Linked DNA regions of Mus musculus: region 1 is linked to region 2. The links are chromatin loops, found by intact Hi-C in ENCODE. Cell type or tissue: heart. All regions are shown on one strand. Each heading gives the region's core, and the rest is flanking DNA. Links, peaks and the distances in the headings are about the cores only. Region 1 holds the start of Cgrrf1 (cell growth regulator with ring finger domain 1). Region 2 overlaps Samd4 (sterile alpha motif domain containing 4).

Region 1 (15,004 bases), core at 5,155-10,154, 130 kb before region 2:
TGGGCGTGTCAAATGAGACCTCAGGGTCTTTGTTTTAAAGAGATATCATCCTGTCTCCAACAAAGCGGAAGGCAAGGACTGCCCCCCCCAAGAGGGGAAGAGAGAGAGAGAATAAACCTATATTGTATTTTTGGGAAGGAAGAGGAGAAGAAGGAAGAGAGGAAAGACCAAGGATGAGCAAAAGCAAAAAACCATTGATATATGTGTATAAAACAACACTCATTACTTTGTAAATTTACCTAAAATTTTATTTTAAAAAGAACAAGAAAAACAGGGCATGCCAACCCAGGACTTTTACCAGTGGAATTAGATTTTTGCTATAGAAAAGTCATTGGTGGTGGAGGAGAGAGTCACCGTGTGTGCAGAATACACAGGACAGGTCCTGCAGAGAGGGTCACCGTGTGTGCAGAATACACAGGACAGGTCCTGCAGTGAGGGACACTGTGTGCAGAGTACACAGGAGAGGTCCTGCAGAGAGGGACACTGTGTGCAGAGTACACAGGAGAGATCCTGCAGTGAGGGACACTGTGTGCAGAGTACACAGGACAGGTCCTGCAGAGAGGGTCACCGTGTGTGCAGAATACACAGGAGAGATCCTGCAGAGAGGGACACTGTGTGCAGAGTACACAGGAGAGGTCCTGCAGTAAGGGACACTGTGTGTGCAGAGTACACAGGACAGGTCCTGTGTTAGACACATATTTCAGTGGCTGTAGTAAATCCAAGCAGGAAATGGTAAAGACTTGAGCTAAATCTCCGCTCCTGTTTGTTTAGAGAGTTCCTCAGGATAAGCTAGGCTGGCTTCCCGTTCCTTTATTTCTGATTTGGAGCTGGCTCTCGTGTCTGGATTGGTGAATTGTTCTTTTCTGATTTGTATCTTCCAAAGCATTACTTTATTTATTTTTTTTCTTTTCTTGCTTCCTCTCTTCTTTACACTTTGGGAAATGTTTACTTTTCTTTCATTACATTATATTTACTATGGCCCATGCTTGCAGAGGTCTGAAGACAACTGTATTCTCCTTTTACCACGTGGTTCCAGAAGGTTCCAGTTAGGTTGTCAGGCCTGGTAGCAAGTGCCTTTAGCCATCTTGTTGGCTTACATCTTACATCTCTTTACTGTAGGTTCAGTGGGGGTTGAGTGGGGACAAAGTCATTCCTATGTATTTAATGTTACTTTACCTGCAACTTATGTTTTTGTTTCACGATAAACATCCCTTTTCGTTTTACTGTAATAAAATTGCCTTCAGATTGGCTACCTGCAATGGTGTGATTGCATCTAACACAGTATTTCTAGACTCTAGTCTCTAAAAAAAATTAAATATACATAAAGTCCTACCTCCATGATTTAGCCTAAGTAAGTAAATTAGCTTTATGGATACTCACTGCAGTGCTTGATGTGGTAGTAAAAAACATTCCAACAACCAAGCATAGCTTAAATAAACATACTTTTACAATTCAATATCTACTAATGAGAAAATTTACATAGAAACAAGCTTAAATAGCAGTACTCCAGAAAACACAAGGCTATTTGGTCAAGGTCACTGGACGAAGCTAACTCTTCTTTTTGAAGCACACATTTCCTGGTGACTTGAGAGCATGGCATGAAACCTTTCCTTAAGCGTCCTAATGTCCACTCTCCCCTTCTTCCTCAGTAACAGGATCGGATTTGTGATGGGAGGTGTTTCTCCTGTTTATGCTGTAACTAGGGATCACATTAGGGCTTAAGTAAAAGAAATATAAAAGTGGTTTTAGGAGAAACTTCCGGGAGGCTTCTTTGAGGCACTGATGACAAGAGTGAGGAAAGGAAGCAGACATTAAGCTACTTCCTGTACTAAGATCTCCTAATAAACAAACAAAAATTAGTTACTAAAACCTTCAAAGATCTGGCTAATTCTAATTGGAGAAGAAAAAAGAGGGCCGAGGGAGTACGTATGCCGATTTTCCTTTGAATAAACTTACTTTGCAAAGGTTGATAAGGTTACAAAAAATCGCTCGCGGTAGTGACCTCTTTTCGGGTTTTCCGCGACAATCCGCAAATCGAGACCATTCCTTTCGTAGACCATTCCGTCGCGCCGATGCCGGCCCTTGTCCCATTCCCAAATTTGTCTAGGGTTTGCAGGGTTTCCAGGATACCTCGTGTATCTGAGGATCTGCATTAACTTAAATTTTGGCCCCAGATGTCAGTTAGGAATTTGAGAACAGAGCCCGGCTGGCGGAATTCTCTCAGGCCACCAATCCTGGGCGCAGGGCAGGGCGGAGCTGGTCCCTCCCTGTTACGTAGCCAGTAGTCGGGACCAGACGAGGGAGGGGCGTGGCATACCTGCTATCAACCTTGTGATTGGCATTCCGTCTCCAGTGGCCGCGGCTGTCAGCTGCCCAGAAGCCTGGGCGAGTGAGGACCTACAAAGTTTGTCCGCTCCGGGGCGCCATACCGGCTCGGGTCCGGGCCAGCCGGGCTGGGCTGGGCTGAGCCCAGGAGACCCCGATGGCCGCAGTGTTCCTGGTAACGCTCTATGAATACTCGCCGCTCTTCTACATAGCGGTGGTCTTCACCTGCTTCATCGTCACCACCGGCCTGGTATTAGGATGGTGAGTGTCCAGGGCTGGGAGTGGAGGGCGCGGGGACCGCCGGCCCGGTGTGGGGTCCGCGCAGAGGGTTCGGGTGACTCCGGGAGAGCGGTCACCGCCACCGAACACACTCGGCCCAGGCCAGGCTGCTGCCCCCGTGGGATGGGACCGCAGGGGAGAACTTGGTCCTGGTGCGGGGGTCAGAGTGCGTGTCCCGAAGGCTTTGTCCCGGGCCCCGGCCTACTTTGTGCCTAGCGGGGACCGGTCACCGGCCCCGCAGGCGCGCAGACCTGACCCAAAGGAGCTTGGCTGTTTATGACCCGAACTGACCCTTGCTTGGTCCCAGATCTTTCAGAGGAACTTTTACCCGAATTCTGTATCTACCGATTGCTAATTGAATGGCTTCTTGATGCAGTCTATTTTTTTGGAAGTGATCTTTAGTTAATAAGACGTTTTTAGAAAGGAGCGAGATTTTAGGAATAAGTTATTCTGTGGGGTGGAGGCATTTTGCTTCTAGGAGAGTTACATAACCCAGGAACAATTCTTTCAGTGTTGAGTCTCCGGTATCCCTCTTGAGGAGATGCAGTTTTATCATGTTTAGGCTTATAAAACACAGCTGGTTGAAACCACGGGACTAGCCTACAGCGGTTGCTCTCTAGACTGCAGCTTTCATAGCCCCTTGAAAAGATGGTGAACCCAAATGTATTGAACAGTGGCTCTAAATGAGCAAGAACCATGGCTGGAAGTGGACCGTACAGAAAAGGACATGAGCTGTTACAGTTGGGGAACGAGTTCTCTGAAAACTATGTGAGAACGGGAATGCATTTGCAAGAAGAACAAAGCAAACAGGTTTGAGACTGAAGCGGGCTTTGTAAATCAAGCTCAAAAATACCACTTGATTACATATTCATCGTTACTTTAAAGACTTTAACAGGTCCCGGTCCGTTTCTGATAATAGGATCTCCTTTTGGAAAAAAAGAACATGTTAATATTTCCACTTGACCCCGAGTTACAGCGTAAAACTCCCATGTTGTGGACAAGATAAGATGAAGTCCAGTCTTAAGTTGTTTTCTCTTTAAGACAGGTGGTTTCCCTGTAGCATAGTATGATTGCAGTCCTGTTTCAGCATCCCAAGTGCTGGGAATATAGGGGTGTGCCACCATACGTGGATCACTCCGTGTTATTTACTATTAACCTTTCAGGTTTTAATTGCTGTCATTTACGTCAAGGAAGTTTGTAATTAGAATTAGTGTTTACCACTTTAAAAAAAAAGTAGTCTTAATACACAGTTTTTAAAGAACTACAACACTGGTATTACTCTCTTCAACCTAACTTTCCTCTCTAAGGAAATTATCTAGTTGATAATTGCACTATATGCCTTGTTAAATAGGCCACTGGGGGAAGTGGATAAAATTCATATTGCACGTAATGTGGCATCTAAGGGTAAAAGGAAGACGGGTGTGTGTGTGTGGGGGGGGGGGAAGACAGAGAGAGACAGAGACAAGGAGAGACAGGGAGACAGACTTTGGAGTCAGACAAACACAGGTTCACGCCACGTTTAAGGCTTGATTTGAATCTATAATGATTGTTTACTACCTGTGTCAGTAGGAGGTTTACAAGTGTTGCAAGTTTCTATTGTGTTATTTCTTGAAGTCTGGGCTGAGCACTGATGAGGCTGCAAGACCTCGTCAGTAAGCACCAGTCACCTCTGTCCTTATTTGAACCTAACAAGTCATGGTGAACCTAACCAACCATTCTTCCCACCCGGCTTAGCTTCACCTACGTAGATAAGCTTTTTATATTGTTATTTGCAAACTAAACCAAGGCCGGATTCACCTGCTAGAAATGATGATAACTTGGTCACCATGTTAATCTTACAGACATCTTTCTAATATCCCAACCAAGGCAACAGGAGTGAGCTAGTCAACTTGCTACACTTTTCGTCCTTGTCATTGTGTATCGGTCATATCTGCAATGTAATCTCTATTGGTTATCTGTTCTCACGTCACGCGCTGGGTCCTTGTTTCTTGCTTCTCTCCACTGTGCTGCATCTACCTGTGTTGGTGAGCATTGCTGAAAGAGCAGGAACAGCTGGCTATTAGACCCCAGTAACAATAGCCAAGAAAAGGAAAAAGAAATCACACAACAGGACATAACTGTCTTCTAGCCTCCATAGTGGCTTCTGTGAGTCCCAGCAGCACCCGTCTGTCGAATACTCTCAAATACCTTACTCAAATAATCCAGAATATCAACTTGGCAGCGATTCCCTGTCACCCTGGCATCACAGTTCAGTGAGGGATTGTCCGTCAGCCTTACTGCACCCCCCTGTATACTCTGTTAGTGAGTCTGGGACAGAAAACCGTATTTCTCCTTTGTTAGATGTCTACCATAATGCTTCACTAAGAAAGGATACAGACTGAAGTTTACACAGGCCTCGGGGCACACTGCTTCTGTTTACTTGCTTTTCTTGTATGTCTTCCTGTAGCAATAGTGCTTCACCCTGGCAGCAACTCTGGTCCCAGTTTATAATTTTCAAGTCTCCTAGATCAGCCTCATTTCATTATATTGGAGTCGCAGCTGCATAGTGTCCCAACTCCACATTTTTCTTTGTTCTGTTACTTTGTCTTAGGGATGATAGCTTGTGGCAGAGTCTCCCACTCTAGGCAAGCACTCTACCACTGAGTCACATCTTCAGTGCTAGTTAATAACTTTTAGTTAGTCTATTTCTTTCTATTCACATAGTTGATGGGGTTCTGATCTTCTGAGTGGACTATGACTGAGTGTTCTTGGGCAAAATCCCATCAAAGTTGGAGCTTGTCAGTTGGGTTAATTACAGCTTGGACACCCAGTTGTTACTGGGATATTCTTCAGCCCTTTATTAATGAGAAATGAGATCCTAGGAATCCATTGCATGTAATGGCATTGTAATTAATTTAAATAAAGATGCATTCGGTTGATTGTGATGGAGTGGTTTCTGAATTAGGTGCCTGGGGGAGCAAGTCTGTACAGCGCGTGGCTGTTGATGGCAGTCACAGCGATTCTGAGAACTGAGTGCACACCAGTGCTATGACACCTGTTTTGGGTTGCTTGGGTTATTTACAGGACGAAAACAAACGTGAAACTCTCAAACCAACTCTCAGAGAATCACAGAGTTATGGAGAGCTCCAAACCACTTTGTTCTGGGTTCCATAGTCAACTTCAAGGTTGGGTTAAAGGGTTACACTAAAGGATTGAAGCATTAGGAAGGTTAAGAACCACTGGTTTATAGGAACCGTGTATTCCATAGGAGATGGAGACAGGATAGTCAGGGTGTTAAGAGAAGCATAGAATGTTACAAGAACAGATAACATCAGTGAGGATGTGTGCTCAAGTATTTCTGGAGCCAAAGTCTCAGCATATGTTTGATTGATGGAAACTTGATTCAGTGAGGTTGAGACAGTTCAGGTATCTCTTTCTTTGGCTTCTAGGTTTTCCTTCTAAGTACAGCTTTATCAAATAAAGTGTGATAGATATGTTTTCACTTTGAGTCTGTTCAGAATTTTAGATGTTTGTAACCTCTAGCCTAGAGTATGGTCTGTCTTTAGTAAGCATCCTAGAGCATTAGAGGGAGAGCCTCTCTGCTTGTTGGGTGATATACTCTGTACCAGGTCGGACAGGTTAATACTGCTGTTCAAGTCTGTGCTGTCCTTGCTGATTTTTCTATCTCTTGCTCCTTTCAGTTATTGAACTGGTTCAGAGTATCAAAATCTCTATGTATTTTTCTCCTTATTTTTAGAGTTGTGTCTCTTTTTTACCTTGTATTTTGAAGAACTATCTGTAGATGAATAAACATTTAGGATTATTGTATCTGGAGGATAAATTAACTTCTTTCTAATTATGAAGCAGCACTCCCTTTTCCTCTCATAATCCCTGCCCCAACTTCTTCTCTGTCTGTTATTAATGTAGCCATCACGACTGGCTTGCTCATTCTCCTCCTCTCCCCAGCCTTCTCTCTCCCTGGTTTTCATCGTTTTCCAGGATTGCATTTAGCATCTTAAGCATTTAGACAAACTACCACTGAGCTATATCCCAAGGACTTCCAGCTTTCTCTTAGTTATTCTCTTAGCAAGAATATCTTTTCCCATGCTCTACTTAAGATCTAATTTTGTCTTGGTATTTTAAGTGGGTTTCTTCTATGTACCATATACCTAGGAATTGCATTTTTCTCCAGTCTGATAATCTTAGTCTTTTAGTTAGGGGGTCTGAATCATGTGCACTGATGAGAGGACTGGGGTTGGTGGATTTAAGCCCATCATTTTACAGTTTGTTCTTATTTGTCTGTCTTTGGTTCTCCCCGCATCTGTTACTCTTCCTTTGCATTACTTAAATAACTATGTTGGCATATTTGCAACAACTTTCAGGTTGCTTTGGGGATTTTAGTCTCCCTCTAACTTTCAAGATTTTAAAGATACTTTTATATTTTGTAGACTTTGGCTACATTAAGTTGTCTGTTGGACGCTTCATTTTCAGTTTCCTTTCTCTTTCCATTTCATTTTGAGAGGAGAGAGAGAGGGGGAGACAGAGAGAGGGAGAGGGAGAGGGAGAGGGAGAGAGAGAGAGAGGGGGAGACAGAGAGAGGGAGAGGGAGTGTGAGTTTCACTGCAGAGTGTTTTACTGCCAGCAGTACAGCACCAAGCCACGTTCCCAGCCCTCAGACGGGGCTCTTCTTATTGTAGTATCTTCACATTTACTCTCCATATGTTCTTCAGTGTCTAATCTGCTGAGAAGGCTGGCCAGCATGTTTTTCATCTCAGTCTTTGCCTTTGTCATCTCTAAAAACTGACAGGAGTGCTTTAAATTGTCTATATATTCTCTAATCTCATTAGCCTTCTTGAGCACATACAGCTATGTAGTTGTCTCCAGTTAAAAGACAAGGATTATCAGGTTGTATAAATTTCCAGTATCTTTATAATTTTTGATACACTTCTATAGACTCTTTCATCTCCTCTTTATAGTTATATTTTCTGCTTCTTTGCATGGCAGTTATAAACATTGGAGAAATGCATTTGCCTTAGAGCTTGCTGAGCCATTGTCTTACACATCCTTACACATATTCGTAAGCTTTGTCCTGAGTTACAGTGAATTTCCGTGGAAACAGTTGGATCTACTAGAGGCCCACTCACATTTCCTCTTCCCTGGCTGGACCCCAGCAGTCTTATCTAAGCTCAGTAAAATCAGGTCCATCATTAGGTCTATTCTCTTTGTTAATTTTATTAGCTTCTTTTATCAGAATGATAATCTATTATGGAATTTTAGTTTGCTAACTCAATATTTGTGGAAGGTATTTTTGTTTGTTTTATTCTTTTTCTTACCTTCACTGCTTTACTATTTTATAATAATAGTTACCAGATGCTTAGACATCCAGCCTAGGACAAGGTATTACAGCGACACTTCTGTTGCAGATTGACACTGGCCCAACCCACTCTTGGTGGGAGCCTTGCCCTAACCATTGCATTGCCTGCATGCCCTACACTGGCCTTTGTGTAGACTTAGTTGCCACTGCCTGCCCCAGGCACAAACCCATCAATCCATGCCAGTAGCCTTTCTCCATGTATTTTCCCCTGAAAGTAGTTGACATTAAGCCCAGCTATGTCTCCTTTTATCAAACATTTTATTATATAAATTTTCAAACATTCAGGACACAGGGAAGAATTACATGGAACACACATTATTCACTGCTTAGACTCTACCATCAACATTTATTGCATCACATGTCTGCCCCCTCATCCCTTCTGCTGTCCAACCATTTGTCCATCTTATTCCAGGATGTCCTCCAAAGTTGTTCTCTTCACCCCTAAGCACTAGGACATGACTGCCAGGTGTCTTGTTTATCATTTTCTTTTGTATATTCAGCGCCCCCCCCTCACCCCCACTCTCCCTCTCTCTCTTCCATCATGCTGTTGGAGCCCCGCACAGACGCACACTCCCATGCCAGCTTTACATGGATTCTAACTCAGGTCCCCACACCCGCTCAGCACATTACTCACTGAGCTTGCTCCCTAGCCTCTCTGACATTTTGTTTGCTTTGTTTTTGTTTGTTTGGTTAATTTTGTTTTGTTTGGGGACAGGGTTTCTCTGTGTAGAAACTGTCCCTTGCTGTCCCACAATTCTGTAGATCAGGCTAGCCTTGAACTCAGTGCTTTGGCCTCCAAGTGCTAGGACTAAAGCATGCACTACCACACCTGACCAGTTTTTCTTTTAAAGTGCTATTTTCCTGCAAGGGATATGCAAATCCGGAACTTGCTGTCTGCCAGGTGTAGAACCCCAGTCTAAGCACCACGTGCTGCTGGGCTCTTCTCGTCTTCCCCAGGGGTTCCCACACTGTAAACCCAGAAACAGCCTTGCTCCTCCTCATTTCTAACAGAGGTTAGTTTTGTCTCTTTTAGGATTCCATATTTAAAAAAAACATATAGCATTGCCTTAGTTAGGGGTTTACTGCTGTGAACAGACACCATGACCAAGGCAGCTCTTATAAGGACAACATTTAATTAGGGCTGGCTGACAGGTTCAGAAGTTCAGTCCATTATCATCAAGGCAGGAGGAGCATGGCAGCATCCAGGCAGGCATGTGCAGGAGAAGACTGACTTCCAGGCAGCTAGGATGAGGGTATCAGAGTCCACACCCACAGTGACACACCTACTCCAACGAGGCTACACCTCCTCATGATGCCGCTCCCGGGGCCAAGTGTGTACAAACCATCACAAGCATCTACTTTTTGACTTTAAAATGTTGTTTTGTTTTTGTAGGTGCTTTATGTGCATGTGTGTGTGCGTACCACTTGTGTGCCTGGTACCCACAGAGACCAGAATATTGGATCCCCTGTTACACACAGTTATGAACTGTCATGTGGGTGCTAGGAGCTGAATTCCAGATCATCTGGAAAAACAGACAGAGATCTTAACTGTTGAGCCATCTCTCCAGCCCCTATATTTTTGAAAATTACCCACATGCTTATAGCAATATAATCTTTGGTGCTGACTGTTAAGATACTCTCCCTGGAATATGCCAGTTTGTGAGCTTGTTTCTGCAGGCTCCTTCCTGTTTCCTTTTCTTTCCTGTCTCTCGGAGCTGTGTGTTTGGAGAGAAAGAAGTGATCAAAGTATGCTCACAGCTGCAGTCCACTGATTCGTCCGTGGCTTATTCTAGGACACTCTGTTTAGACTGAGTAAGCTTGCCTGCTTTGTAAGTTTACCAGCTATTTAGTTTAGTTTCTTTATCCCCAGGCTTGCTCTGCATGGACTGTCACAGTTCATGCTTTTGCATAGTTTATGCAACTTTTAAAAGTGTATTATATGATGAAAGTCTGTATTTGATACTTCGGTTTGTTATTTTAAAAATTCTAAAAGGCTATTTGATATTTTAACAGTTTCCTGGCCTCATAAACCATAACAAATAGTCTGAATATTGAGTAAACATTTGTTTTTCATATCTTTTGAAGATAGTTCTATAATGGCCACGTTTTTTATTCTAAGTATAATTTACCTACAATCACTGACTATAATTATGAAATTATGGTTATCCACAATGTAAAGGAAAGAGCAAGCCGATTCACTCAGCCCAGTGATGCATTGCAGTTCTGTGAAGCCGCTGCCCTCCCTTAATTCTAGATTGATTCTGCAAGACAATGTAGATCAGTGACTACACCTCTTTTCCTGGTCCTTATTTTAAAAAGGAATATGTAATGAAGCCTAACATACTTTTTATGTGACATAAGGTTTCAAATCTGTTGAACTTACGTTTTATCTTTACCTTTCTTTAGGTTTGGTTGGGATGTTCCAGTAATTCTGAGAAATTCAGAAGAAACCCAGTTCAGCACAAGAGCGTTCAAGAAACAAATGAGACAAGTGAAGAATCCTTTTGGCTTGGAGATCACTAATTCATCTGCAGCTTCCCTAGCAAGTCGGTGGCTATTCCCCAGCTTCGCTCCCATCTCATGTCCTCTTGTTGCTAGCCCTTCTGTTTTCTTTCTCTGTTGCACACTCTGCCCTCATTAAATTTAACCATTCATTGACCTGAACACTGTAGACGTGAAGATGAATGCTTTCTACATCTAACTCTGGAAGGGTTTATCCAGTAGTTAACAGAGACAGCGCTTACGGAGAGGAAAGGAAGTACAGACATGTTGGTGCACAGTCTGTGCCGCATTCATTGGCCGTCAGGGACATAATGAGTAAATGTGTAAAACGGTGACTTTAAGGTTGCTATAAAAGAACGACTGATTTATAATCTGAAATTATGATATTTTAGTATACATTATTTTCATATAATAAGTTATTTCTGGTGTGATAATTACAGTTCACAGGTTTGTTTCTGTGTTTGGAAAAGGGAATTGTTAGAAGGACTACTTAGGAGCCATGGAGGTGAATCATGAAGAAATAAGTTGTTTGCCACAGTAGAGACACTTTGGAAAGTCCTTGTAGAGAGCCTGTGCTCACCCCTGTTCCTGGTGGCCATTTCCTAGTTGTCTTGACTGAAAGATAAGTGGGTGTTTCCTGGGGGTGGAAGGAGAGGGAGCAGAGCACCCAGGAGGTAGGAAGTGCAGAAAGGTGAGAACCAAGGAGCCCTTTGTGGCTCAGACAGGGAGAGGCAGGTGTGATGTTAGCATCAGCTGTCAGCTGCCAGACCCTGGCATCACTTGTGAGATGGCTTCACAGGCCTGTGAGGGATTGTCTTGATTGTGGTAACCCAGGTGAGAAGATCTGCCCCTTGTGCTTGGCCCTGACCCTTGGCTGCACCCACGGTCTATATACACAGATAATGAGAGGTGAACGGCAGTGTATGCTTGTGCTATGAATGCAGCGGGAGCAGCTGCTTCAGGCTCTTCCTCACCATAAATGCCTGCACACTTGAGCTGTAGCCAGAGTAAACCTTTGCTCCCCAAAGTTGCCATTCCCAGGGCATTTTTATCATAGCAACAGGAAGAGTCTAAGATGGTAACTATTGACTAAGAGAATAGATTAGAGAGAAGAGTCTGTGAAGACTAGATTCTTTGCATTGGTTTCCATAGATAACGCTGATAACAGAAGTAAAATGGGAGGAATGTGGGTTTTGGAAGAAAACTAGAGACTTGAGTTTTGTATCTGTGGATTTTGAAATGCTTTCGTTCAGTGCAGATGGAGATTTAGGAGCAGAGGTGCTGACCTTTGACACCTAACCTTTCCTATCTTAACCACAAATGCACTCGTTCTCAGCTTTTACCTTATTCTTGCTACCATTTCTTTTTCTTTCCTTCAAAACTGTTAAAAACAAAAACAAACAAACACAGAAACTGTACGAATCTGAGCCAGGGACATGGTTAAAATGCAGCCGTAAGGACTAGAGTTCAGATCCACACTCAGAATGTCAGGAGGTGTGTGGCCTGCTTCAGAAGGTGGAGATGGGGTCCCTGGGCAAGCCGGCCAGCAAGAGTAGACATATCTGAGCTCTGGGTTGAGAGATCCTGCCTCAAGGAGAACGTAAAGGTGAAGATTCTCAACATTAACCCAGGAAAGCCATGTTGGGCACGGGGGCACACATGCTGGTGTGTCCACACACAGGCACACATGCACAGCACACACACATACACACATGCACATTATACACTCATGCACACATGCACAGCACACACACACATACACACATGCACAGCACACACTCATACACACATGCACAGCACACACACATACATGCACAGCACACACTCATGCACACATGCACAGCACACACACATACATGCACAGCACACACTCATGCACACATGCACAGCACACACACACATACATGCACAGCACACACACACATACATGCACAGCACACACTCATGCACATATGCACAGCACACACATACATGCACAGCACACACTCATGCACATATGCACAGCACACACATACATGCACAGCACACACTCATGCACACATGCACAACACACACTCATACACACATGCACAGCACACACATATGCACACATGCACAGCATACATACATGAAAATGGAAAAAGAACCCTTTTTTTATATTTGTTTGCTCTCCCTTTCACTCTTCCAAGTGATGCTGACATCTCCCTGTGTCCCTCTACTGAGGTGTCTATCCTCAAGTCACTGATTGCTACTTCTGCATCCCACTGGTGACCTCCAGGAGACAATCAAATCCAGTGGGGGTTTTGGGCTGAAGGTATTGAACTTACCTCCGGAGCTGATGGTCTTCCTCCGTCACATTCACTGTGACTTCAGTGAACCATTCTGAAGTCGGCATGCTGCCTGTGACTGCTGGAAGCTTATCTATCACCTGACAGAAACCAGTCAGGCAGCATGGCGCATTGCCTAAGTCAGTCTTTCTTCGTTTCTTTGATGGAGACCTCACCCAGATTGGTCTGGAATTCATAATACAGCTCAAGTTGGCCTCAGCAAGTAATTTTTTTAAGTACAAAATTCCTTACTCCCTTCCCTTAATTATAAATAATGCCACCCTATAAGTTGAAGGAAACTAAGATCGTTTTCCCTAAAGAGTACATATTTATTCTGACATATTTTCGTTTTAGAAAAATAAATTTTAAGATATAGCATAAAGAAACTATCTTTATTAAAAGAAGGCAGTGATGATTAAAATATACAATGGTGGTTCAACAACACCCAACCTCCCCCCCCAGCATCGCCTCCCCCAAACCCCCCCTCCCCCCCATGGCTTTATATTTCAACCTGCGAGAGTGTCTTAGCTGGTTCTTGGGTAAGGACTGCCTATAGAAAAGTCAGCCATGAGATTTCCTGCTGTCCAGTCCCACAAGCCTGGAAGTACACTGGGAAGTGAGAAGAGTTGGTCACTGATCTTGCTGTGAGGAAAACAGGAAATCTCGTATAGAACTGAGGTAGTCACCACCACCATTCAGGCAGAAGCAATCAGTCACCACCACCATTCAGGCAGAAGCAATCAGTCACCACCACCATTCAGGCAGAAGCAATCAGTCACCACCACCATTCAGGCAGAAGCCATCATAAGCAGAGCCAATGCTGCCTGTGTCAGAGGCCAATGAAATTTGTCAGTGGAGCCCTCAGCTATGCCCACTCTCTGACATACTTCACTAACAGAAAAGGCAAATGGTCACTAGGAGGGTGGCTACTAGAAGAACTCACTTTAAAAAACAAAACAAAACACCAGTGGATACCATTTCTTACTTGTTTCTGGGGGGGGGGGGGAGAAGAATTTGAGTTAAGTTATAAGAACAAAGTTAGCCGGGGCAGTGGTGGCTCATGCCTTTAATCCCACCACTTGGGAGGTAGAGGCAGGCGGGTTTCTGAGTTCGAGGCCAGCCTGGTCTACAGAGTGAGTTCCAGGACAGCCAGGGCTACACAGAGAAACCCTGTCTCAAAAACAAAATAAAACAAAACCCAACCAACTAAACAAAAAAGAACAAAGTTCATGGAAAGGTAGCTACCCTTAGCAATGTCTCCATGATGCTGGCATTGTGAGTAGTTAGATGGTTATTTTGTTTCCAGCGCAGATCATCCAGGATGTTTTTTCACCACTATATCCCAAGTACCTGACAGATTGCACAGGATGGGGAGCAAACACCCAGACATGATGTGACTTGAGAACAAATAAGAGACTCATGAGTCTGTTTACTGGCACCGGTTGCTTGGGTTTTGTTGTGTTTGTATTTTGTTCAGTTCATGTCCCTGTATAGAGCTTTAATGAAGCCATAGTTAGACACTCAGTATGTGTTAGTTGAGTTCGATGAATGGGCTTCAGGAAGCCTGCTGTCACTTTGGAAGCCCCCTCCATACCACCCTGTCCCCCATTTTAACAGTTAACATAAAGCAAAAGACTTAGGCAAAAAACACATTAGCATTTGGAGAGCAGTTTGCCAGCCTCCACTTCCTGATGCTTCCTCTCCAGGGGCCCTGACTGTCTCACCATCCTCACACATGGTCTCTGTGCATGACTTCCTCACAGAGACAAGATGACTTTTCCTGTCTGAGTTGTTCTTTTTAAATGGCTCACTGCAAGGCTGACTTAGGCAGTTTGTGTTGTTAGCCTAGTGCAGTTGTGTGGGATAACGACGGGTTGAAGGAAGCCATACCCCACTTGGTGTTAAACTTTCTGATTTACAGCTGTGCCCCAGTTTTGTTAATGATATTAATGTAAAACAGTTCTGTGTATGCAACCTATATGTATGAAATTTAGAAGAACAAGAACATGTGAAAGGAAAAAACTCGCTGTAGTCTCCAAAAACATTTACGTCATGCTTCCTAACAGCAAAATTATAGTTATGAAGAAGCAACAGAAATGATGTTATGGTTGGAGGTCCCCACAACGTGAGGAACTGTGGTGCATCATGAAGGCTGAGAACAGCAATCTAGAACCAGTTTTAGTGACGCATTAAAGCATGGTTACTTTCAATTGTCGGTGAATTAAGACCTGGTTGAAGT
Region 2 (15,004 bases), core at 6,428-11,427:
TACCAAGGTTAAGGACCCTCAAGTGCAGACTTAGTATTTTAAAGTTCTTTCTGGTACAGCTTTAAAAATTGTTTACAATGTCTATGAAGTTATATAAACTGTCAGACCTGAGGCTTTAAGAGACAATGAGCAAACTTGTGCTGTCCTACCCTGGCTGCCCAGACTTGAGAGTTACAGTTTCTCCTTTCTGAAACTGCCTGGCCTTCAACTTTTTAAATATATATTTTAATAGATTTATGAATGACTCCTTATGCGATCTTAATTAAAAAGAGCATAACAATCCTCTTTGGAAAAAACTTTAAATCGTGTTTTTAAGAAAGCACAAGACGTAAAATTTATGCATATCGAATTTTATTTCTCCCACTAAAAATAAATATGACACTCTTCTGGGGAATACATTTGAATTGCAAAAATATAGCTAACTGTCAACCTTAGAGATGCAACAGAGTATTAAAAAGAACTTTCATTTTGTTTTGGATCTTTCAGAAAAATGCCAAAAATAAATAAATAAATAGGCATCAAAGGCATTCCTGCTCACAAGTCCTCACATGTATGTAATCATTCGAATTTGGCAGTCCAGAGAATGAGGCTATTCTTGAGTTGTGACTGTTAGGAATATTGTGTCTTGGAGCTGGGGAGATAGATCAATAGTTAAAACACTGGTTAAAGCTGCTCTTCCAGAAGATCCAGGTCTGGTTTCCAGCACCCACATAGTGGCCCACAAGAGTCTGTAATGCTAGTCCCATGGGATATGATGCCCTCTTCTGGCCTTTGAGGGCACCAGGCACCCATAGGGTGCACAATCATGTATAGAGGCAAAGCACCCACACACACACACACACACACACACACACACGCACACACACACACACACACACACACACACACACACCCTTTAAAAAACATAGAAATGTTATGTTTTGCAAGACACCTGCAGAAAGGTCCCTGTGTCTTTCTTTTTTCTTTGTCATATAACCAGTGGTATTTCATTAATAATAATAATAAAATCAAAAGAGATTTTGAAAGAAGATAATGGAGCTTTCCTAAATTAACTGGGTTACTCTGTCCTTCATATTACCCCATCTCTTATCATAAATAAGTAATTCTCATTATAAAGGCCAAGTAAATTAGACCATATAATTTTGAGCCAAGTTTCCCTTGGGCTCCATTCTGTATGGTAGACAAAATAAGTAATCGTGAGATTCGTTTTCTTCATGCAGCCTACCTTTGGTTACCAGAGACTGATTACAAAGGTCCCATTACCTAGGATCTGATTAACATTATAAGTGATGCCATTCATTTGCACAGCAGAAAGTCAAGTCTGTGTCAAATAGACTGAACCCATTATGCGTCAGTATAGGTAAGAAGCAGTTGAAGATGTTTTCAACACCCGTCTGTCCACAGGAAGGACTAATGATGTCACTACTGGAGCTGCCTCACATATAGAGCACATGAACCTCAAAGAGAGGGCAGAACTGTACTTCCACACTGGGGCACCAGGGATCCACTGTGGGGACTGTGCATATGTGAGAGCCTGGGGCAGGAGATGATGTTCTGGTGCAGTTGGTCCCAGCTGCTGCTGCTATTGGTGTAGGCTGCACACATTGAGGACTCGGGCTCAGGGCATGTAGAAGCCATAGCAAAAAGTTGTCATATACAAATATATTTGACCCTGAACTTCAGCTATTGAAAGCAAGGAAAGATGTCCTCTCCAAAAGTGTGGAAGGCGTTGCCTATTTTCTTTTCCCATTGAGATGAACTCAGACACGTTCAGTGCAGACAAATATTCATGTGGTTTGGATTACAATCCCCTGCCCTCCAGCCCTGTTATTGTTGCAGTTCCTTGGGAGTTTTCAAAAAGACCGGCACAGTGAGCTCTACCCTCCCCATTGAGCCTCATTCCACAGACATTTCACTTTTAAAGTAAAATCACCCTTCTAGCATTTAAGGAGTGGAAACCTGTTCAACTTGCCAAGTATGGGTTCACCATTCCTGAGACAAATTTTCCAAAGGGGTGGAAAAATCTACGCTTTATATAGTAGACAGAATGGAAACGTTTGAATTCATGGTACTCTAAAACTATTTTCCAAGGTTCGATATTGAAGGCATACAGATTACAGTGCAGCTGAAGATGTTCATTTAGCCCTGTCTGGCAAGAGATTACATTTGAACTTCCTTCCCAGTGTGCTTTCGGCCTCCTCCTGTAATATTTAAGTTTATTGTTTTTATTACTCTTCAGTGTAATTGATGTACTGCCAACAGCCTCACTGACAGAAGCCATGTATAACCTATGGCTAAGTGATTTACAGATATACACTCATTTAATTATCACTATAAGAAAACTTTTTTACTTTAAGTAGAAGCTTCTACTGAGAATTCTAAAAGATTACATAGCCCCCAGGCTAATAATTGGCAGCATAGATTTAGGCCTGGAGAACTCTGAAGCCTGGACATTTCCTAATGTGTTATCATCTTTATTAAAACATGTTCTTTTGTGTTTGGCACAGAAAAGGCATAAGAGCCAAGCCAGCATTGAAGAGATCGATATTAGTTTGTAAATATTTGCACAGTAAATAAGGCTACTGAAATAAAAATTGAGTTTATGTAGCATAGGGCATACAATCTAATTTTTGCTTGAAAATTGGGGGGTGGATCTCAGGAGCTCCCTAAAATGAAAAGCTGGGGCCTAAGGAGAACAGGTTGGTTGAAGGGCTTGTCGGGCATGTGATTTACTCATTGTTGGTTCAGTTGGGGGAAGGTGGTAAGTTGTAGCACTTTCAGGAGACCTTTCCATGCTGATAGGACAGGCTAGCATAGAGGCTCATTAACCACATATAAGTAGCCAAGGTTAGCATGGCCGAGGAACGGAGGTTTTTCATCTTAAGTAGCTGGAACTTAAATAGCCACACGTGGGTAGTGGGCGCCCATATTAAACAGCACACGGCATAGAAGACAACAGGAAAGTTGAGTAACCAGAGATGGGGGGGATGGAATGGAGAGGCTGGTTGAACTTTGTGAACGATCACTCTGAATACAGTCCTGAGGAGACTGCGGTGAAGGAGATAGAAGACCTGTGAGCTCTTGTTCCTGTTGCCAGTTGAGATGATGGCTCAGACCAGAACAGTGCCTGATGTGGGGACGAGTGGTCAGTGTCTAGAGGGCTATTTTGAAGGCGTTAATAGGCATGATGTGGAAGAAATGAGTTAAGATGACTCTAATTTTTTTGTTGTTGAATTGGTTGATATCTATATCTATATCTATATCTATATCATCTATATCTGTATCTATATATTGAGATTGAAACACTGAGTGAGTACCCAAGTTTTCAACCAAGGTCAAGTTTTAAGCACATTAAGTTGGTTTCCTATTAATACTGGAGGCAGGGGATGAGGTAGGCTGTCAAATAGGCAACTGAAGATGTGGCCCTGGAGTTTTCTCCTGGTGTGGTGAGTCATGGTTTAAGGCATCATAGGGAAGAGAGAAACTAGAGGAGAAAAATGAGCTAAGTGGCCTGAGAACTCAGGGTGGGGCGGAGGTCCTAAAGGGCAGAGGTCACAGGTTCCCCTTTGTCGCGCCCGCTCTCGACCAGCAAGAACGACGCGACCACCAGTCCTTCTAACAGCAGTTTATTCAGTCCTGATTCTTCTTGTTTATATCTCCCCGGAACCCTGGGCCTCTCACTCCTTTTATACTCTCTCTCATCCACGCACCGCAGGCCACGCCCCCTCGCCAGTCACGAGGCTTCAGCTAATCAGGGCAGCAGGGGCAAATCTCCACCAAATTGGATTCACCTGTATCCTGGTACACCTGCGCAGCACTCAAGATGTTTGTGTCTTATATGAGGAAGTCAGGTGCAAGTCATATGACTTAGCTGCAGTCCCTGGCGTCTTTGGGACTGCCGCCACACCCGCTCCCCACACCCCTTGGAGGAAGGGAATCAATCTTTGGGAGGAACGAGCTATCCTGGACATGATGTTATTATTATACCTGAAAGCAGAGACCGTTGTGGTAGGGAGCATGAAGCTAGAACATATTCAAGGGCTTCAGAGAGGTTCTGGGTAGAGGGATAGGGTAGGTGAAGGAGAACTCTAAGCTTAGGAACCTACAGACAGAGCTACCAGGCAGAAGTCACCCAACAGGATGACTTTGTCCAGGGGTAAGTCAGTTGTTGCCTGTCCCTGGTACATGAAGGTATTTATGGGCTATTTAATGGAATTTCATGCCTCAGGCTTGGATAGCAGAGTTGGAAGGGTTGGCTTAAAATGTTTTTCTCAAGACAGTATAAAGGTCAGAATTTAGGAGAAATGTATGCTGAAAAAATATTAGTTTATTTTAGAAAGGGAAACTTTTTTCTACTTTTTCCTTATTTGCCTGTGAGTATTTGTCACACACAATCACCTTGCCTGCGTTTTTATAAATGTAAGACTTCCATTTATGTGTCACTTCTCATTTTTTTAAAAATGTTAAAATAACCACGGTTGATCTATTTGGTATTTATTTCTAGTCCATTCACATTTTTAACCATTCAAATTTTTGCTTTAAAAAGCAAGATTATTATGTTTTTAATCATCATTACCGACTTCCAGTGTATCATAGGGTATTATAAGGAGCTCCAGAGAACCCCTACTTGAATGATTACTCCAGAGATAATTCTGTCTTCTCGCTCTCCTTTTTCTGTTCACTGATCCTCACCTGACAAAGTCAAAAGGACTATGAGCAATGAGATCTAAATCCATGAGACTCACAACAAGTTAGAAACACTGATCCAATTGAGGAGGGAGCCCTGGGGGAATAGTTCCTCTGCAAACATGAGGCCCTGAGTTCTATCCCCAGAAGTCACGCAAAATAAAAAAATAAAAAATAAAATAAAAATTGTAAGGGTTCTAGAGAGATGGCTGAGCAGTTAAGAGAACTTGCTACCAAGTGTCTTGAGTTCTGTCTCCAGCACCCCTATCAGGTGGCTCACAGCTACCTGTAACTCCAACTTCAGGAGACCCTGTGCCCTTTTCTGACTTCCACGGGCACCCAAACATGCATGGCACACACACACACATACATGCATAAATAAAAATAATAAAAAGTAAATCTTAGAAAAGCTGGTGCATGGTGGCGTGTACTTATGATCCCAGCCCTGGGAGATGGAGACAGACAGATCTCTAGAGTTTGCCCATCTGCCAGCCAAGCCTACTTGGGCAAGCTCCAGGCTAAAAGATCCTGCCTCAAAAAAAGATGGACAGTGCCTGCAGGTGACCACACATTGCCCTCTGCCCTCTACACTCACGTGCACACAGTTGTGCACGTGCCCTCACACAGCACAGAGACATACCTACATTCACTCACATGCACACAAACTCTGCCCTCCAAACAAATGAGAAATGCCCCCCATGGTCTTGGACATGGGAACACTTCGTTGCCAGTTGGTAACACTGTTTGAGGAGGCTTAGGAGGTGTGGCCTCGCTGGAGGAAGTGTGTCATTAGGGGTGGGCTTTGAGAACTTAAAGCTTCATCTACTCTTGGTTTGGCGGTTCTGCTTCCTGATTGTGGTTGAGGATATGAGCTCTGAGCGTCCTGCTCCCCCCCCCCCATGCCTGGCCACCATGATGGAGTCACCCACCCGGAACCATAAGCTCATATAAACTCTTTTTTTCTATAAGTTACCTTAGTCATGGCTTTTAAACACAGCAATAGAAAACTAACTAATACAAAAGTCTTGCTTTCAAAAGAAGATACATAAACCTTTATATCATTTATAAAGTCACTAACTCCTCACCATGTTTCTGTTCCATCATCGCAACTGAGGATCCCACAACATTCATTCACCCACTGAAAGCGTTAAGTGTACCCCTGGCCTGTTCCTGAACTCTCAGTAACAGTTGCCTAAACGGACACAATTAGGTTTCCTCCCGAGGGTCCTGTGGGTGAAAGGATTCCGAGGCCACGGGCTTGTGATTTTTCCTCTCTTCTGTGTGGGTCACAGTGGCCCCTTTGTTGGAGGTCTCCAGGAATTACTAGTGAGTGTCAGATCAGGCATATTAATAGTCAGGGTCAGCTCACACTCAGGTCTCACCTTGTGGGCCGGTGGCAGAGAAGAGGCTTTCCCTTCTGTCACTTCTGCTCTAACAGCTGCAGCTTGTCCCCAAGCCCCCTTACCTTTACCCAGCCCCCTACCCTCACCCAGCCCCCACCCTCACCCAGCCCCCTACCCTTACCCAGCCCCCTACCCTTACCCAGCCTCTCTACCCTTACCCAGCCCCCTATCCTCACCCAGCCCCCTACCCTCACCCAGCCCCCTACCCTTACCCAGCCCACCTACCCTTACCCAGCCCCCACCCTCACCCAGCCTCCTACCCTTACCCAGCCCCCACCCTCACCCAGCCCCCTACCCTCACCCAGCCTCCTACCCTCACCCAGCCCCTACCCTTACCCAGCCCCCACCCTCACCCAGCCCCCTACCCTTACCCAGCCCCCACCCTCACCCAGCCCCCTACCCTTACCCAGCCCCCTACCCTCACCCAGCCTCTCTACCCTCACCCAGCCCCCACCCTCACCCAGCCCCCTACCCTTACCCAGCCCCCTACCCTCACCCAGCCTCTCTACCCTCACCCAGCCTCCACCCTCACCCAGCCCTCTACCCTCACCCAGCCCCCTACCCTTACCCAACCCACCTACCCTTACTCAGCCTCTCTACCCTTACCCAGCCCCCACCCTCACCCAGCCCCCTACCCTTACCCAGCCTCCTACCCTCACCCAGCCTCTCTACCCTTACCCAGCCCCCTACCCAGCTCCCCTACTCTTACCTAGCCCACCTACCCTTACCCAGCCCTCTACCCTCACCCAGACCCCTACCCTTACCCAGCCCCGTACCCTTACCCAGCCCACCTACCCTTACCCAGCCCCCTATCCTCACCCAGCCCCCTACTCTCACCTCGCCCCCTTACCTTTACCCAGCTCCCCTACTCTTACCCAGCCTTCCTTACCTTTACCCAGTCCTCCCTACCCTCACCCAGCCCCCCTTACCCTTACCCAGCCCCCACCCTTACCCAGCTCCCAGCTGCTTCTTTAATCCAAGGAGAGGGGCCATAATATGTCAGTGGCACCTCAGGAGCAGGTCTAGCCTGTGACTGCAATTGGCTCTGATGTAGTTTCTTCCTTAGCACCAGCTTTCATCTCCCCATGAAATGCTCATGTGACCTTCTTGCTTTCTCTCCCCAGGGAAATAATCCACCCCATCCCCCAAGCCCCCTATTCCCCAGCTCTCCTCTCTTTCTCTCTCCCTCTCCCTCTCCCTCTCCCTCTCCCTCTCCCTCTCCCTCTCTCTATTTCTCTCTCTCTCTCTCTCTCTCTCTCTCTCTCTCTCTCTCTCTCTCTCTCTCACACACACACACACACACACACACACACACCCTGAGTCACAGGCTTGTACTGAGCATTTCTTCATGTTTCTCACTTTCAACCCATCAAGAGCTCCAGCCTCATGGGAGGTCAGAGTTTAAAACCCTGCACAGGACCAGGTGCTTTTCTTTAGAAAGTTAACTCCTTCATTTCTGGGTGTCCCAAAGGTCCCCCTGGCTTCTGATGACACTTCCCACAGATTTTCTTTCACATTAAGGTTTAAGAAATCCTGTTGATAAAGAGGAACTATAAATAAGAATAACCCCGGAGAGCTAGGATGAGCTCAGATTGTCCTAACCACTTTGGCCTTTCTCCTGGTGTAGAATTCCTCCAGGGCTACTGCAGTGAGGTGTCTTGCTCGCCTCAGGATAACTGGAGTTCAAAGTTCCTTTGGCCACTAGTAGAGAGGCAGTACTGACTAGGGAATCTATCATCTTACAGTTTATTGTGAAGCACAAGGTAAAAAGGAGTTGACAGGCGCTGACTTAATGATGTTGAAATGGACACGGCGATTTTGCCCGGGATCAATGCTTCATTGCACATCTTGTGAAATAAGTTCTCAACTTCTCTCTCATTTGACAGGCTCAATTGGCGTTTAACAGATTTGCTTCATGGGAGGTACACTTACGCTTTCTAAGGATAAATGAATGCTTTGGGATTTAATGGACAAGATGTCAGAATTTAAACGCATCAAAGAATCAGTGGTTTTAATGAACTTACCAGTAAATATGTACTACTCACAAAAGATTTGGAAAATAAGCTACTCTGAATAATTATTATTTATATGTAGCCACATTGATATCTTATTCAGAGACTTCTGGAATCAGTAGCAATCTCCTTATAAAGGAGTTATACATACTCTCTCATGTCATCTCACTTAAGACATTCATCGCAGAGTATTATCTGACTTGATCTTATTTGCTCCTTGAAGACACATCTTAAGTTTGGAAGAATCACCACAGTTTCACTCACGACCTACCCACTCCATGGCTATGCCTGTCAGACAAACATCCAAGGAAACGTCTTGACAGTCTCCTGCCACCACTTTAGTGGCTGCCCTCACCTCCTGCAACACTGCCCCTCGCGTGACTCAGCCTTCTCCTCCGTGCCCCTGTCAAAAAGAAGCCAGAAACGCCCCCGAGTCTCTTTCCACAGTATCATATCACAGCTGTAGAGGAAAACCAGAGCGGGCCCCCTCACCCTTCACCTCCATCCCTAACCTGTGGTTAAACGTCTTTCAGAGTATTCCCACCTCCTCAAACCATCTGGAATTGTTCCTAGTGGTCTCCTTTCAGCAGATTCTGGAAACTTCTGACAGCTATGCTCGCTTTTGCAGGTTTTCAGCCAGAGAAAAGAAAAAGGTAAAGGAACGGCAGGCACGGTCAGATGTGAGCCTTCCTGTTCCTTGCTTTCTAAATGAGTCACGGTGACCTACCGATGGAAGAATGGAGCTAACCAGAGTCCTTCGGGATTTTCTGGAGTAGTACGGAAACTCGACATTCTTCCGACTAACTTGTGGCTTGCTAGCACATTCCTCTCCAATGAGGTGGAGGAATCCTGGTGGCCAGGCTGGGATTTGACGGCCTGGGGTGGGGAGAGCTGCCATTTAAAAATACACTTAATTATATTCTTTCTCTGCTGTAACATTGATACCACTTTTAGCTCACTACAAATACTGTGATTTTCATTTAAATCACATCCATTATCTTATTGACCTAGTTTTTATTTGGTAATCAAAATGTTCTATTTCTAGATAGCTTAGCCCAGAATCTTTTTTTGTTGTTGTTGTTGGTTTTTGAAAGGTTATGAACCTTTGTGCAGTCTTTCCTCCTTCCAGATCTGTGTGCAGATGAACTACAATCTGAATTCACAAAATGTAGTATGATACTGTTTTGAGAGAGTGGGTTTTCGTTGCCTGAACTCTTCTACTTCACGGGGACAGGCTTAGTCACGGGACCTCACTTCTGTCCGTTTACTGCACACTGGGCAGCAGGAGGGTTATATTCTATTTCTAGTTAAGAATTTGATACAGGGCACCCAGCTCTCCCCTGCTCTTCCCTTGTATGCCTCTCCTCTTATGGATTTCTCTTCCTTCCTCTGATAATCTATTCGCTCATGCTGACTCTTATATCCTTTTGAGGTCTGGAAGTTCCTGCCTCCCTTTCCTATCCCTTCCCTCTTTCTGTGGCCCTCAAGAAATGTCCCTGCTGCTCTGTCCTGTCAGCTTCCACTCACTCCCTTCCAGTCAGGGTCTTGGCACACTTGCATGTTCTATCTTTTCTTTAAAGCCTTCCCTTTTTTTTTTTTAGGTATTTATTGTATCTTGGGGGCTCGGCAGCATATGCCATAGTTTACAGTGGAAGTCAGAGGGCAATTAACAGGAGCGAGTTCTCTTCTTCCACCACGTGGACCCTGAGAACTGAGCTCAGAGTGTCCGACTTGAGATGAAATATGTTTACCAGTCAAGCCACTTCTTAAGCCTCTCTCTCTCTCTCTCTCTCTCTCTCCCTCTCTCTCTCTCTCCTTCCCCTCCCCCACCTCTTTGGGTTTTCACGACAGGGTTTCCTGTTTAGCTCTCTTGGAACTTGCCCCACACACAGATCAGGCTGGCAAAGGTGTGAGCCACCAACATTAATATTGCTTCCTCTTGTCCTTAAGTCAGGAAGGTAGCTTGTACTTTCTTCTCAGAAAAGCTTAGGGTTCAGCATAGGTGGTGTCTTGTTTTTTATTGTTGGCCCTAAAACTGATTCCCCCTAAGATCCTAAAGTGCGTTAGCGGCAGAACTGTGTTCCCCACCTCGTAGCTCGACACCTCTTGGGGTCCACTTCTCCCTGCTCCTCTTTGATAGGAACTGCAGCAGATGCTGTGTCTGGCTTCTTGTGGGGTTCCCCTCTCTCAGTCATCATTAGCTGTATTGGACAAGGGTTTGGAGGTAGATCTCTATGAGTTGGAGGCCAACCTGGTCTACTATAGTGAGTTCCAAGCCAGCCAAAACTACAGAGTGAGAGCCTGTCTCACTACAAAAGGACACAACTCTGCTGCGGAATGATGGAACTGCGCATGTCATGTCGCTTTACTGTGTGAAGAAGAACCAGCAGCGATGTTTACTGCTGCAGCCCCTTGCTGCTGATTTTCCCAGGGATGCTCTTTTGCTCTGGCTCGTTTCTGTTGATGTTTTCATTCCAAAGAAGTGGTGGATGATGAGGACATTAGACTATTCAAGCTAGAGTTCCTGCCTGCCCGCCTGCCCGCCTGCCCGCCTGCCCGCCTGCCCGCCTGCCCGCCTGCCCGCCTGCTGCCTGCCTGCCTGCCTGGAGTCGCCCTTCTAATCAGGAAACCACATTCAAAGCTGTGTCCTGAACTCTGCCCAGCATGACAACACAGCTCGGAAGGAAGGAGAGGGAATTCCTACTTTCCTACTGGCAGTAGCCCTCGGGGAGCAGGGGGTGGGAGAGTGACTTGAGGTCAGATCCATCTTCATAAGGACACATTTGAGCCCTTTGGGGGCTGCCTTGTAGCTTTCTGAATCTTTCCTAGTTGAAGCAAGATGAAACCCAAGTACTGCCTCCCCCAGGCCAGTGTTTGCATACTGTGGGATTTTAGGAGCTAACAAAATCAAAACCATGTTTTGGGAGCATTTGCTGTTTTCAGTTTTCATATCTTATGTTTTTAATTTTTGAAACAGGATCATACTATCTATACCTGGCTGGCTTAGAACTCACTGTAGAGACCAGGTTAACTCCCAGCTAACAGAGGCTGGTCTTTGCCTTCAAGTACTGAGACTGAAGGCAAACACTACCAGAGTTTGGTAAAAAACAAACAAAAACCTGGAAAGAAACAAACAAATCTCTTCAGGGGCCCTGAAGAGATGGATCAGCAGATCAGAGCACTTATTGCTCTTATAGAGAACCCTGGTTTGGTTCCCAGCAGCCACATGGTGGCTCACAACCATCTGTAACTCCAGTTCCAGGGGGTCTGATTGCCCTATTCTGGCCTCAGACCAGACATGCATGTGGTACACATATACACATGCAAGCAAAATATTACTAAACAAAAATAAATCTAAAAACAGTTTTAATCATATTTTTAATTGAATAGTCTCGATGCAATGTTAACTTTTATCTTGAGATACTAGGATATTAAGATATTAAAAATATTAAAAACATGGTCATATCACAAGTTTTGAGAAAACATAAGAGAAAATGCTTGAATATCAGTAGAAAAAGATTCCAGAAGTCCCTGCCACAGCGACTTCCAGAGAGATGAGTGAAGGAGGCACTGTGCATATTGAAGCTCCAACCGCTGGCACATGAGCAGTCAGAGCCTGCAGGTGATGCCATTGTTAAGTCTCTTGGATAGTCACAGGGCCAGAGTGCCTGGGGTAAATCCTAGCTCAGCACCTCCATAGCCCCATGCTACTGAGTCCTCTATTCCATCACGATCTTCCTTCGTTTCTTTGTTTATTTATTTATTTTTCTTTACTAGCATTGGCAATCAAAGCCAGGATCCTATGTTTGCTCTGAGCCACTCCCAGCCTGTAGTCAAGTACTTTCAAGAGTGTTTGACTTTAAATGATCAATACTGACTATAACTACAATAGGGTCCAGTTAGTTTGTGGTGGAATTGGAGAGTGACTAAGATTCAGACAGGCAAAGCGGGCCATAAACTTTGGTTTCGTTTGTTTTGGCTTGGCTTATTTGTTTTTGGAAGCAGGGTCTCTTGTATCCTAGGCTGTCCTAGAATTTACTGTGTACTCAAGACTAGTCTTAGTTCCTAATCCCAACTCCACCTCATCAGGGCTGGGAAGATAGGCCTGTGCCACCAAACCTGGCTTAGAGTTCTATCTGTCTATCTGTCTGTCTGTCTGTCTGTCTGTCTGTCTGTCTGTCTATAGCATGTTTATTGGGAAGCTGTTCTTAGGTGATTTCACTGGTCCCGAGGATTGAGGCCAGGGGGAGTCACCATTGGGAGGGGTCGGGGAGAGGAGAAAGAGAGAAAGGACACATGTGCAGAGAGAGACTAGAAGAAGAGAGCAAATCTGGTCTTTTGAAGTTTCCTCATCATTGAACTCAGCTCTCCACTACCTTTCGTTTCTATACACTGCCCTCCACTTGTCAGTAGATGATGGCGTCCCTCCTCAGCTGTTTTTACCTGGTTGCATTTTCTTCTGGTTTCATAAGGGGGAGGAACACATTGACGTGAAGCTTTCAAAAGTGTCTCTCCCCAGGCCACGCCTTTGGACAGAGGTGGTGTGTGGTGTGCGCTCCTGGCCAGGCTTCTCTTCACCATTCTCAGGCCTTTGCCCCTTGAGTTTGGTCTTTGGCTTATGAGGTGGTAGCAGAAGCCCTGTGAGTCCTAACACACTGTGTATGAACCTCTCCCGGACACAGGGACGGTGAGGTACAGACATGGCTGATGTCTAAGACAGAGGTAGAAGTGGGCTTCTGTGTGCCTTCCCCATATTCTGCCACCCCCGAAGGGCAAGGCAGCGAGTAACCAGCCTTTCCTTCATTTCCCCTAGAACAACTTAGCAATGACTTTATGGTGGAAATCAATGGCAACTTGACTGGTATTCAGGACACCTTCTGGAGGAACGTGACCCCTGCATCCCATCTTTAGATACTTCTGGCACTTTCACTATGATCCCCTTTCGGCTTCCCCCTAATCTTACAGTGACAAACTGCATTTAACATTGACCATTAAGACAGTCCAGGCATGTCAGCCACTGCAGCAACCAAATCCACCCACCACCTATCTGTGGTATAATGAGGAATTACAGTCGATGGCCCACCAAAGTTTTCCTTCTGTCTTGCTGCCATTCATGCCTTAAAGGTTGTTTGTTTGTTTTGCTCACCACTCTGCTGAATGCTCATCCCTTTAAACACAGGCTTCTTCCACTGAATCCCTTCCACTTTCCTGGGTAGCTAGAGGGAGCAATGTGATTGGCTGTGTGCCTGACTTGTTGGTTCATTGCCAGGAGAAGAGGCAGACGGATGCGTGGTTTCTGATGAGGAGCAGCAAGATGGCTGGAACTACTTACTGCTCTGTATAGCTTTGTAGCTGGTGTTTGCTGCTGAGTAATGTCACAAACCACTGCTGGGGTTGAGCTTACTTCCTGCTAAGACTTAGGTACCTGTGTAGTTTCTGCAATGATGTAGCCCACACAAAATGACTTTTGGGCTCCTTCCTGAGGGGCAGCTGCTCTAGTGAGACAGGTCACCCGTACAAAGCAAGTGACCATCTCAAGAATCACATCTGAGAGCTGGATATGGTGATGCACACCTTTATTTCCAGCACTCCAACAGCAGAGGCAAGCAGATCTCTGAGTTCCAGCTCCATCACAGAGGGAAGTCAATGCAGGAACTTTGAGCAGCTGCTCACAGCCACAGTCATGAGTAGAAGGATTAAATGTTTGTGTGCGCACTCGTTTGCTTGTGTCTAGCTCACTTCTCTACTCTTAAACAGTTTAGGCCCCATTGCCTAGGGAATGGTACCACCCACATTGGGCAGTGTCTTCCCACATCAATTAAATTAAGACAATCACCAATAGACATATCAACAGGCTAACCCGATATAGAGAGCCCTTTATTGAGATTATCTTTTCAGATAATTCTAGATATGTCAAGATGACAAGTAAAGCTAAGTGCCACCTAGGTGGTGACTGACTGCGCACCTCTGCACAGACTGGTGCATAAAACAGAGTTACTTTGTCCAAGTAGCTTGCCTTCTTTGAGGCTCAGTTTGCATACCTTTAAGTTGGGGGTGCTAGTCTACTGAGGTACTTGTGAGTCTTTGACATCAGGAACAAGAAACCAGTCAAGATCAATGGTACCTGATATCCAGGACCACAACCTGTACCTGACTGTGATGCAAAAAGAAGACTTTTCATGGTTGTTGTTCAGCATGGCTGACTCTTGGTATTTGACAAAGGTTTCTCAGGCCTTTTTATCACCCAGGTACATGGTAGCATTTGTTCCATATCATGAAGTAACTTTGCTATGCTTGGCCTTCCTCAGCTGCTTGAAGACTGATGGGACCACCAGCATGGATTGTGTTCAAAATGAGTCACAGCCAAAGATGCCACTCAAAGCCTCATGACTCAGTGTACCTCACGGGTCCTAGAGGCTAGCATCTTCCCTCCTGGAAGTCTCCATGCATTCTTATCAGGGCCATCGTGTTAAATCTGAGGGAATTGTGTGCTTTGTGCTTGCTTGCTCCAGAGCTCTTCCTTTGCCTGGACCATGAATCAACACCCAGGGACTTAGCCCATACCCCACAAACAGTGGTTGGGATATTGCACTTGGTTCTCTCGAGAGTCCCAGAGGTTAGTGTGAGAAACAGTGAACTCTGTCAATTTAGTATGCAAAGTACGAAGGCCATATCACTGCCGGGTTTCTCTCAAAGCCCTTCAGTACTGTCACGGTTCAGGTGTCCCAATTCCTTTATGAAGAACATGGCTCTTGGAGAAGGATTCTAGAAGGGCCTTTGTTCTAAAACCCCCCTCACTCAATGAACTCTGCTGAGTTCTAATTTCTGAGATGTCGCTGGTATATAAACTCACAGATCGACACCTCTTTCTTTTTGTCCTTGGATGATCATGGGATGGAGGCT

What was found. Hi-C counts contacts between places; a loop is a spot of excess contacts. Peaks named below come from ENCODE experiments on the same cell type or tissue, not always from the same donor. Only the 100,000 strongest peaks of a DNase experiment are listed, where the experiment ranks them.
Region 1: a loop joins it to region 2, with 2.8 times the contacts of the local background. A loop is called at or near these places in 1 of 42 quality-filtered maps.

Annotation. Positions count from the first base shown.
Region 1 is chr14:46,829,794-46,844,797 of GRCm38, forward strand. Cgrrf1 (cell growth regulator with ring finger domain 1) reads left to right here and starts at 2,341. Exons shown (of 6, transcript NM_026832.4): 1 at 2,341-2,586; 2 at 10,364-10,503. The coding sequence starts at 2,483. In heart, for the core only: no CTCF peak of the experiment used is centred there; no DNase peak of the experiment used is centred there.
Region 2 is chr14:46,957,504-46,972,507 of GRCm38, forward strand. The region is part of intron 2 of Samd4 (sterile alpha motif domain containing 4); the gene reads left to right. Gm52120 (a long non-coding RNA gene) reads left to right here. Exons shown (of 2, transcript XR_003951144.1): 2 at 1-668. Among named protein-coding and RNA genes, the nearest start is that of Mir378c, 10 kb to the left of the region's middle. In heart, for the core only: a CTCF peak has its summit at 8,967; DNase peaks (open chromatin) are centred at 8,918 and 10,778; H3K4me3 peaks cover 537 bases; H3K27ac peaks cover 3,592 bases.